2 separate regions of the Homo sapiens genome follow, and region 2 is linked to region 1. Evidence: chromatin loops called from intact Hi-C (ENCODE). Cell type or tissue: heart left ventricle. All regions are shown on one strand. Links, peaks and the distances in the headings refer to the core of each region. The heading gives the core; the rest is flanking DNA.

Evidence for each region. Peaks named below come from ENCODE experiments on the same cell type or tissue, not always from the same donor. Only the 100,000 strongest peaks of a DNase experiment are listed, where the experiment ranks them.
Region 2: a loop joins it to region 1, with 2.5 times the contacts of the local background. A loop is called at or near these places in 23 of 110 quality-filtered maps.

What each region holds. Positions count from the first base shown.
Region 1 is chr2:45,933,831-45,939,207 of GRCh38, reverse strand. All of the region lies in intron 2 of PRKCE (protein kinase C epsilon), which reads right to left. Among named protein-coding and RNA genes, the nearest start is that of PRKCE-AS1, 260 kb to the right of the region's middle. RefSeq lists an enhancer at 2,738-3,047. In heart left ventricle, for the core only: CTCF peaks have their summits at 2,422 and 2,630 (motif pointing right); DNase peaks (open chromatin) are centred at 207 and 2,737; H3K27ac peaks cover 405 bases.
Region 2 is chr2:45,885,130-45,890,506 of GRCh38, reverse strand. The region is part of intron 2 of PRKCE (protein kinase C epsilon); the gene reads right to left. Among named protein-coding and RNA genes, the nearest start is that of PRKCE-AS1, 210 kb to the right of the region's middle. RefSeq lists an enhancer at 11-160. In heart left ventricle, for the core only: no CTCF peak of the experiment used is centred there; no DNase peak of the experiment used is centred there; H3K27ac peaks cover 951 bases.

The sequences.
Region 1 (5,377 bases), core at 133-5,132:
CGAAACACACCCATATCCCTTGTCTTATTGAAGCCTCCAAGTGACTCTGTGAGTGAGGGCATAATGTATAATGTTTGGTTTTGGTTTTATATTTTCCGGGAGAAGAAACAACGGGGAGATTTATAGCCCGGCACCTCCTCCACCCTGGCAGGGTGCTGTGGGCTGGATTTCACTGGGACAGCAGGGTTGGATGAGGTCAGAGCCAGCGTGGAATTAGCCTACTGCGCTGGATTCCTGAGTGTTGACTCAGCCGCAAGACTCCAGAGGGCAGAGCGCTGAATGTGCTAGAAAGAGTTACGAATGAGGTGCCCACCATGTGTAACTGGGTGAGAACACCCAGCCTCTGCCCTCAGGGGTTTGCAATCTAATACATCAGGAATAGGGCCAATGTTTGAGAGAACTGTAGATGAGTGAGAAAGAAAACTGGCACGACTTTGTAAATATAAGCTTTCTCAATTTAAGCAAACTTGCACATTTGTTTACTTTGTTCTAAGAGTTGCTGAATAAGGCATGATACCATGAGTTTATGGTCAAACAGCCAGGGAAAGGCAGCATCTAGGCAAAAGAGAAGGGACCCATAAGTTAGGAAAGAATGCAAATTGGAGGCCAGGAAAAGTTTGCTAACTGAATAAATAGCTGCTGCAAGGCTTGATGGGGGTTTGAGGGGTGGGCGCTGAAATGTTGAAAGGGACACAACAGGTCAATCACAGACACAAGGTGGAAAATGCAGGGATATCTATAGAGTGGGTAGGGAGGATGTAGGTTCCAAGTCACTAAGGATAGTCCTAGATTTTGCCTGTTTTCTTAGAGTAATTATGTATAGTGTCACTTATCATTCTCAACTGTGTCCTTTCTTGGAGGATAAATGATATAGTCACCCTAGTTCTCCAAAACTCACAAGATGCATTGAATTGCCAGATAGCCCCCCTCCAGCCAAGCCATCTACACCAGCTTCTATATTTGCACCACCTCTCCAAGGGGCTAAATACCACCTCCAAGAGACTAAATACCACCCCCATCAGCCCTGCCCTGAGGCTAAGAGAGCAGATGGTTCTATGTGGGTGTGAACAGTCTTTAATTCTTCATTTCTGGGCTAACACTGGCTCCTGAGAATCCAAGAGGAACAGAGGGAGGAGAACAAGAAGAGGCCGAAGGGGAAGGGTCGGGACCCTCTGAGTGACATTAGTGGTGCGTAACGTAAAGGCTACTCTCACTGTAGAGAAGCCAGCATGGCAGCAAGGAGGGCGAATGGGCCTTGGGTCCAGCAAGACCTGCAGTCTGCTCCCAGATCCCCACAGTCATTGCTGAGCCTCAGTTTCCTCACCTCTTTAAAGAAAAGTGGGGTGGGGGAGGATAATATCTACCTTCCAGAGTTGGAGTGACAGAATGTAATCATTATCAAGTACCAGGTACACAGTAGGCGTTCGATAATGGCAGCTTTTGTTGGAACGATGATATATACCTACAAGTTTTCTTTCTTTTTTTTTTTCTTTGAGACGGAGTCTCACTTTGTCACCCAGGCTGGAGTGCAGTGGTATGATCTCGGCTCACTACAAGCTCCACCTCCTGGGTTCACACCATTTTCCTGCCTCAGCCTCCCGAGTAGCTGGGACTACAGGTGCCCGCCACCAGGCCTGGCTAATTTTTTTTTGTATTTTTAGTGGAGATGGGGTTTCACCGTATTAGCCAGGATGGTCTTCATCTCCTGACCTCGTGATCCGCGCGCCTGAGCCTCCCAAAGTGCTGGGATTACAGGCGTGAGCCACCACGTGTGGCCATACCTATGAGTTTTCTTAAAACCAAATTGTCAAAAATGTGGGGCCTACCAGGTGTTAGCCTCCATCCCATAACATCGTGGCTCAGGTCACCCTCAGAAGGAGACACAGGGAGTCCTAAGTGTATTCTGGGAGTGACCTCTGTGGCAGACCAAGGGACACAGCTATGGCCGGGACACCAACAGCTTCTGCTATAATCTCCCCAATTTTTTTTTATTTAAGTGCAATTATTTTTATTTAAGTACAATTATAAAACTATAAAGGGAACATTTTTAGAGGAGTAATAAAAACCAGATGGACATGGAATCTTTTCTTCCCAGCCAAAGGGGATCATCTTGCTCATCCCCTGGGAGCACTCTTCTTTCATGATCACTGTCCCAGGAGCCCACAAAAGGTCCAAGCATCTATGGAACTTAAAATACAAGTACTGGAAGGCTTGTGTCTGTACCAGGCTCTGGTTCTGATCCTGGAAATTCAATGTCACAGTCTGAACAGGTGTGCCTGCTGATTGATTATAGCCTGAAAGTACAAGAGGGACAGGCAGAGCTTTTGTCCCTGCCCCTTTTAATAAGAACACATACCTGCGGTAGGTTGTGGATTGGAGGAAGTCTCTCAGAGCCGGGAGGAGACATTCCCTACACCAGTGGAAAATCTTTGGGTCCTCCAAAATCACACTTCTTTAACTCAAGTTAAATGAGGCCTTAAGGCGCTTAACTGTTAAGAAATAATAACAAGAAAAATCAAAGATTACGCAAAAAGAGGGCTGCAGGGGCTGCAGGCTGTCCTTAGGGCATCCTCCGGCCTTGGTGGGTAAGGTTAGGAAAACCTGGCTGCATTTTCCAAACCCTTCCACCAGAGCCACACGGGGGCACACTAGTCAATGTTTTGGATGTCGGGCCTCCCGCTGGCTTCCTCTCGGTAAAGAAACCTGGAGGAGGAGGACAGTGAGGGCAGAGGCGCTACTGGATGACTCCTTGCTTGGCCCACGGCCACCAAGCCAGTGACTTAGGCAGATTGTCCTTGAGTGATTCAAAACCACGTGGGTGCTGGCCCAAAGGTTTCCCCTTACTTTCTAAGCATGTTCCCAGCATGGCTGGGGCACGGGTTCCTGAGCTATTACTCAGGAGAGCAGGGAAAAGAATTGAGTGAATAAATGGAAGGTCTAATAACCTCTTAACCTGATACCAGGAAGGCAAGTGAGTAACCCCCAAGGGGTGCTTGGGGGCACAGCAGGCAGGGGTGGGCAGGGTAATAGCTCATTCTTCAGTGGGTCGCCATAGCATCCTTGGCGTGACCAGAGTGCTGGCCCTCAGTGCCTGCCCTCCTAGGGTGAAGGATCAGCCTCAAAGGCAGGGCAGCAGGCTGGCTCCTAACAGAGCCTCTTGACAGAGGGTCTCCTACGAGCACACACTGCTGCCTCACCAATAGACATGGGAACCCCAGGGGACAGACCAGGGACCAAACCCCAGCCATCACCAGGCACTGCAAGGCGCCAGCCAGCCTGCACTCCAGGACTCCAGTGTGCCTGCTTTCCAGAGCACAATGGGTCCAGGTGCACACAGACACAGCAGACAAACCAGAAGAGAAGGCATCTAAGTCACCACCTTCTATCAAGAATTCAGCTAAGCTGCGATTTTTTTTTTTTTTTTTGAGACAGTCTCACTTTGTCGTGTGGGCTGGAGTGCGGTGGCATGATCTTGGCTCACTGCAACCTCTGCCTCCTGGGTTCAAGCAATTCTTCTGCCTCAGCATCCTGAATAGCTGGGATTACCGGCACGTCACAATGCCCAGCTGATTTTTGTATTTTTAGTAGAGATGGGGTTTCACCATGATGGACAGGCTAGTCTGGAACTCCTGGCCTCAAGTGATCCACCTGCCTTGGCCTCCCAAAGTGCTGGGATTATAGGCGTGAGCCACCGTGCCCAACCCTAAGCTGCAATTTTATATGAAGACCTTGGAAAAGAAAAACACTTTTGTTTATAAACATGGTATAGTATGCAAATTTTAAAGTATTAATATTTTTTAGCTAAAACAGTACTTCAAAAGTTCTTAGCTTGAGGCCGGCTCTGAGAGGAGGGGGTTTATTTTCTTCTGCCCCACTTATCTTTGGTGAATGGCAGAATGTTTGTTTAATAAAAAGTCAGTAAAGCAGAGAATCATGCAAAGAAAAGATGTATGTACTTTAAGTATTTTAACTAACAATATTCAAACTGAAAATATTGAAAAACAAATATATGTACTCACTTGCCAATAACAGAAGGCCAATTTCTTTAAGGTATGGTCCCCCTCATCATCTCTTACAGACAAACATTATCTATGATTTCCATTTCCATTTTCTATGTGTGTGTGTGTGTGTGTGTGTGTGAGAGAGAGAGTGAGTGTCTCGCTTTGCTGCCCAGGCTGGAGTGCAGTAGTATGATCATGGCTCACTGCAGCCTCAACCTCCCACGATCAAGCAATGCTCCTGCCTCAGCCTCACAAGTAGCTGGGACTACAGGCACATGCCACCATGCCTGGCTAATTTAAATTTTTTTTTTTTTTTTGTAGAGACATGGTCTCTCCATGTTGCCCACGCTGGTCTTGACTCCTGGGCTCAAGCAATCCTACTGCCTCAACCTCCCAAAGTATTCAGATTATAAGTGTGAGCCACCATGCCCAGCCCAATTGTGGTTTCTTTCTAGTGGAGCAAAAATTAAAGATACTTGTGAAGTAATGTGAATTTGGAATCTTTTTAGAGCTTTATTATTTTTCTCACACAATTTAGCAGTAATTTTTTTTTTTTTTGAGGCAGAGTCTCGCTTTATCACCCAGGCTGGATTGCAGTGGTGTGATCTCGGCTCACTGCAGCCTCCGCCTTGTGGCTTCAAGTGATTTTCCCGCCTCAGCCTCCCAAGTAGCTGGAATTACAGGCATGTGCCACCACGTCTGGCTAATTTTTGTATTTTTAGTAGAGATGGGGTTTTACTATGTTGACCAGGCTGGTCTCAAACTCCTGACCTCAAGTGACCTGCTCGCCTCAGCCTCCCAAAGTGCTGGGATTACAGGCATGAGTGACCATGCCTGGCCAACAGTAATTTTATAGGAAATTTATCTTTGGCTTTTTCCGTCACATTCAACTTAGTCTTAATAGAAACTTTTTTTCACACTCATCTCAGTTTAAATAAGATTTCATTACAATTATTTATTACAATAAGAACAAATACAAGTGGCTTTTGATAAACACACAACTACTGGTGGGGACAGAAGTGTACAGTGGGAGTACGGCATAAGCTGCTCCACTATGGCTGTGAGCTTTCAAGTGTGCCCTGAGCGTGTGTCAGAGAGAATGGGAGACAGAGTTAATTTGGCAAGTCGGTGACAGCAGAGGTCAGTTAGGAGACTACCTCTGGAACTTTGGTGGAAATCTCTGAAAAGTCACAGACTCAGTGTTTATAATATGGACAAATTCACTGGATAAAATTCACATGCAACTCTTTAGAAAAACATGATGCCTGAAGCCAGGAGTACCTGCACTTATGTTTGCTTCCACTAGTCCCCCGACCCTGTTACCAAGTTAACATGATTTTACTACAGTGCTGCCCAAATCTTATGATTGTGCTATA
Region 2 (5,377 bases), core at 74-5,073, 49 kb after region 1:
TCAGGAGGCTGAGGCACGAGAATTGCTTGAACCTGGGAGGTGACCGTTGCAGTGAGCCGAGATCACACCACCGCAATCCAGTCTGGGAGACAGAGTGAGACTCTGTCTCACACACACAAAAGTTTTGAAAAGATACTGAGAAACAGAAGGAACAGAGAGTACTATGTACTGAAGTATTTCTATGACAGTTTCAAAATAATCCGAGGGAAAGAGGAAATGGGTACAAGTACAGATGAAGCAAGACTGGCCATGGGTAATAACTAAGCTAGGAATAGGTCCATGGGAACTACATTATTCTTTCTGCTTTTGATATTGAAATTGTCCATAATAAAAGCTTGAAAAGATTAAATCATAACTACCAAAATTAAAACGACTATCCTTCAGAGTCTAATCACCAAGGGAGAGGACTCAAATCTCCGGTAATGGTGATAAGTAATTGCTCTGGAACAGACAGTAAGCACTGAGCTCCATGTATTAGAAAAAGCTGGGATTCAGTAATAATGCTAAACCTCCATTTACTAGAGTGCTTTCAGGGAAAAAAGGCACTTCAATAAGGGACTGACCACTGAGGATTTGAGCCTAAAGAGCACAGAAGAGCGAAGGGGTAGTGACTCTATCCTCTGCACGGCTCATGCAGTTGCAGCCCACATGTTAATCTGTGTGGTTAACTGGAGGAGGAGTGCGTGACCTTTGTGTACATATGAAGCTGGTATCAGTCCCAGAATATCAAGCTCACTAAATCAGAACACATAAAAATGGAGGGAGCCACAAGCACGCTCATAATTCTGCAGATACAACTTCTGTAATTCTGCAGCTGCCATTTCCCATTCCTGGGAAGTCTATTTAAGGCATGCCTGACTTCCTATGGGAACACACCTAGTGTTAAGAAGCAGAGGTGTACACTCAGATTTGAGGGCTTCCCCCACCCCACCCCACCCCACCAACAGCCAGTACTGCATTTAAATACTTAAGCAGAAACTTCAAAAAGGATTTGCCTGAGAATGACACACACATGCCACAGACAAACTCTGTTAAGTATTAATGTAGAAAATCAAAATCAGTGGGAGATTTGCTATAAGACACAAGTTCATCGTTGAAGGTGTCCTCTCACCCTCTTCTGCATCATCCAGTTTTTGGAGGGCGCTTATGGACCATTTATGCCTGGTGCAGTTCTCATCACTGTCTCTAGGGCTTTGCTGTCCTGGCTGCAAGTCCTTATAAGGTGGAGTCGGCTTTCTCCCGCCCTCCATACATTTCACGTGGTACCACTGCAGCTGTCAGCTCTCCTGCACTCACACCCCACAGCGTGTTTCCCTCCCCCAACTCGGTATACTCTTAGTCGCTGAGCTCCTGCCCCAGCTGCCCCTATTTTTCTTAAGCTAAATGCAGTTCCTTCTCTGTAACACCATCTGCTTCTATAACAGAGCAACCCAAATGCTATGTGGTCTACAGATAATTAGTATTTTGTTGTAATTTCTAATTATGATCACAGGTTACCTCTTTGGGGGTATCTCAGGATAAGTCTCAGGCCATCTGAATTCCTGAGAGAACCCCACACGGGCTGGTTTTGCTGGTCAAGGTCTCCCCACTTTTGATTCTCCTTGAAGGGCAGAGCACCATCTGTACTTGAGGAAATCTTATCATCTTGACAGTAAACATTCCTGATGGAGGCTATTGAAAAGGTTAACTCCCTGGAAATCAGACAAGCCTTTTCTCCACAGTACTCCCTGGCTTGCTCTTTGGAAGAGTATTTCTGGCCAGGTGCGATGGCTCACACTTATGATCCCAGCACTTTGGGAGGCCAAAGCGGGTGGATCACCAGAGGCCAGGAGTTCGAAACCAGCCTGGCCAACATGGTGAAACCCCCATCTCTACTGAAATTACAAAAATTAGCTAGGCATGGTGGCAGGCACCTGTAATTCCAGCTACTGGGGAGGCTGAGGCAGGAGAATTGCTTGAACCCAGGAGATCGCGCCATTGCAGTCCAGCCTGGGTGACAAGAATGAAACTCCAGCTCAAAAAAAAAAAAAAAAAAAAAAAAGACTGTTGGGAAATACTACTTCTGCATTTTTTAAAGATGAGGCATGAGGCTTTCCAGTGGCCAAATGTTTGGGGAACCCTTGTATGCTGTATCCACATCTAGAGATTCACAACAAACATTAGCATAGTAAAGGCTTGGCAATTAAGACAGCTTCTTAACATATTGTTTCCCCAAATAATACACAGTGAGACTAGAGTTCTCCAGAACTCCTTGGGCTGTTGCAACTACAGCTTAACAAGTTTCAAAGGAGCTAAGCAGGAGCTAGAGGACAAACCCAGCGCCTTTTGCCACTTTTAATTCTTTGCCATCTGTTATATCTGGGATCATCCACACACACATTCCCCAAAATATTCACAACGATTCCATGTTCTGGCTATAACCTCAGTTCTGTTTTCATCTGCTGACTCTGGAAATCTAGGTCCATTTCTAATGATCACAGATCATGGGAGATAACAGTGGATTGGCTTCCAGCATACATTCTATCCTTCTAGTGTGCCCACCTCTCCTATGTGGGCAGAGGATGGGAAGCTAAAGCCAACTCTCAAAGTCCCTGCAGCTGCAGTTCCAGATATGATTTCAGTTGGGCCAGTTAGATGTGCTTTTGTGAAATTTAGAACGCCAAAGTGAGGCAGAGACCACATTTTGGCAGTAGCTGCCATTTGCTCAGCAAGCAAAGTCCAAGAGGCACCTGGTTCTTCTATGACAGTTTTAGCCAATGTTGCAGCATCCAGGTACCAACTTTGTGGGTTCCAGGAGGCAGGACCAGGACATCATTTGCAGATGCTGATCATAGCTGATGTGGCATGGTTCTAGAACCATAAAAGTCATGGCTTCCTGATTGTGGGACCCTCTCAATCATGGCTGTTGCAATGTGGTTCTGGAGAAGTGGCTTCATCTGTAGGAGTGGCAACAGCTTTCTTGGTGGTCTAGTTCTGTAGTGTGGTTCCGGGGTACTTATTCCTGAAACCGCCACCTAGAGACCTTTGTCTTCAGAACTCTTCATAGTTCTATAAGCCATTTAATTCCTTATAATAAATCCCTTCCTCTTGTTTGCTGTGATATATTCTGCTTTCTACAACTGAACCTCGACCTACACCCTAACTCAATCTGTGTTCCAGCAAGGATGATCTAGCTTCTCAGTTTCATCTTGATGGCTGTGGAATTTCAGACACAGATCGCTATCTATTGTCCATCTAGGTAGGAAGCCTTCTGCACGGTTGACTGTGGCCAAAATGCTGAGAGTATAACCTGCAAAGCTGACTTTCTGCAACCAAGCATGTATCCTGGGTCAGGCCCAATGGGAGGCCCTGCCTATCAAGCAGGAACGAGGCTAAAACTTCTGGAGGAGCAACTCTGTTATAAGCCATTACAGATAGACACCATGTAAAAACCCAGGCATCAGAGTTTACAAGAAGGAGCAATACTCCTGGGTTCTAATTCCAGGCCATATTACTTAAACTCTGAGCTTCTGACCCCGTTCTGCCACGTGAGGCTAGTGACATCGTCCACCTCACACAAAGATAGGAAAGAACTTGAGAGTAGACCCGAAAGGTCTTTGGAAAAAACTATTCTAGTGAAGAATGACATTTATTACTACTACTATCATTACTAGCATTCAAGAATCATAATCAAGAAAAGAGGGACCTTTTCCCACACTTTTAAAGGCACTTTCTAAGTCTTTAATACTCATAACTTTTCAGCACATTGGCATTTAAAGAAAAAGGTTTACGAGCTTCATAAAAAATCAGCACTCGAAGTGCAATGCTTCCTTTAGATTATAGCCAAGCATTAGAAAGGTTTGAAAAAGTCATTTGACTTCAGCATTGTCAAGACTCATTGCAGGGTTACTGTTATCACGTCAGCTGTATTTTTGTGCTATTCTCCAAGATGGCTGGACTATTTCCTGTGCCCATGTAGTTAGGTAGTTCTGGGTTTTTACTGTTGCTGTTTATGTTTAAGCAAGCCTGTTGCTTCACTTTTTAATGCAATAGAAGTCAGCATGGCAGGTTTGTTTTACTGCTAGCATTAAAATGCCAAGTCCCCTCTAAGCAAATCCTCTTCACACAATCTCATAGTGTGCTCTAAGATAGCCAGACGGTCATGGGCAGGGGTTCTCAGGAAGAGACAGAACAGGCAGGAAAGCAGACAGCAGCCAGACACAGGCTACGGAGCTCAGAGTGGGAGTGGGTTAGGAATTGGGACAGTTGACAGAGAGGAAATGAGAGTCACCTGGAGCCAGAGCTCCCTGGGCTGAGGACAGTCCTGCAAGCACTTCACCATGCATTCTAAGGCCAAGAACAGAAATGGTCCAGCATGTGAAGCAAGCCCAGAGCCCATGGCCCGGACAGGTAAGAGTTCCACCTGCCAGCAAACGTGGGGTCAGTGGCAAGACAGCCCAGGTAGGCCTCTTGAGGAGGAAGAGGAGGAGCAGGAGGCCACACTGACCAGGGAGTTCAGTGGGAAAGATTCACGTTCTGGGGAGGTGTGGGTCTAACATTCTTTACACACCTGATTCTTGGATTTACATTGTCAAAAGAGCCTTCGTTAAAAAGCAACTCCATGGGATTTCTCCGAGGCTCCCTCGTGCACTTAAAATAAGATTTTGCTTTTTAAATTATCCTACACACAACATTTTGGGAAAATAACAAAAATCAAAGCACCCAAAACCCACAAATTTGTGGATTTGTTTTTAACTGTAAGAGAAACCATTTTACACTGCAATATGAAATCATAGGAGTTGCCCTAACCCCCAAAATTCACTTTAGGATGAAGTGTTTGCTTTGGCTAGAGAACTAAATCCTATCTGTTGTCAACAACAGTCAGAGAAATTTGGCTGGGCTACGATTATGCACTGCCCAAATGGCCATCCAGACCAGAGGCAATCAGACAGATATATTAATTCATGTAGATTAACTTTTTTAAATGAAGTGGTCCAGGCTTGTTTTGTATAGGAAGACATGTATCAAAATACACATAGCCACTCTCTCTCTCCAACCCAATTAATAGCAGCAGCTTCCTCCAAGGACACTGGAGAATGGGCTGCGAATATAAATGTCCCAGGCAGAAGGTCTCTGAAAGCCAGGCCTTCTGAAGAGAGCTTTGCTCTGTTCCCTAGGGTCGATAAAAAAAAGGAAGCTTTGTCAGGTCCCTTCCCTCCAGACACACACATCATTTTATTTGGAAGTCACATGGTGTGATTAAATTTAACTGGGTGGAGCAGTGGAAAACCACAGTATTAACAACATAATTCTTTCTGGGGAAAGATTCATTCTGCCAAGTGCAAAAGATAATTCTGAAAGCTCTGAGCCACTAGCTGCTTTCAACATTTGTTTTAAA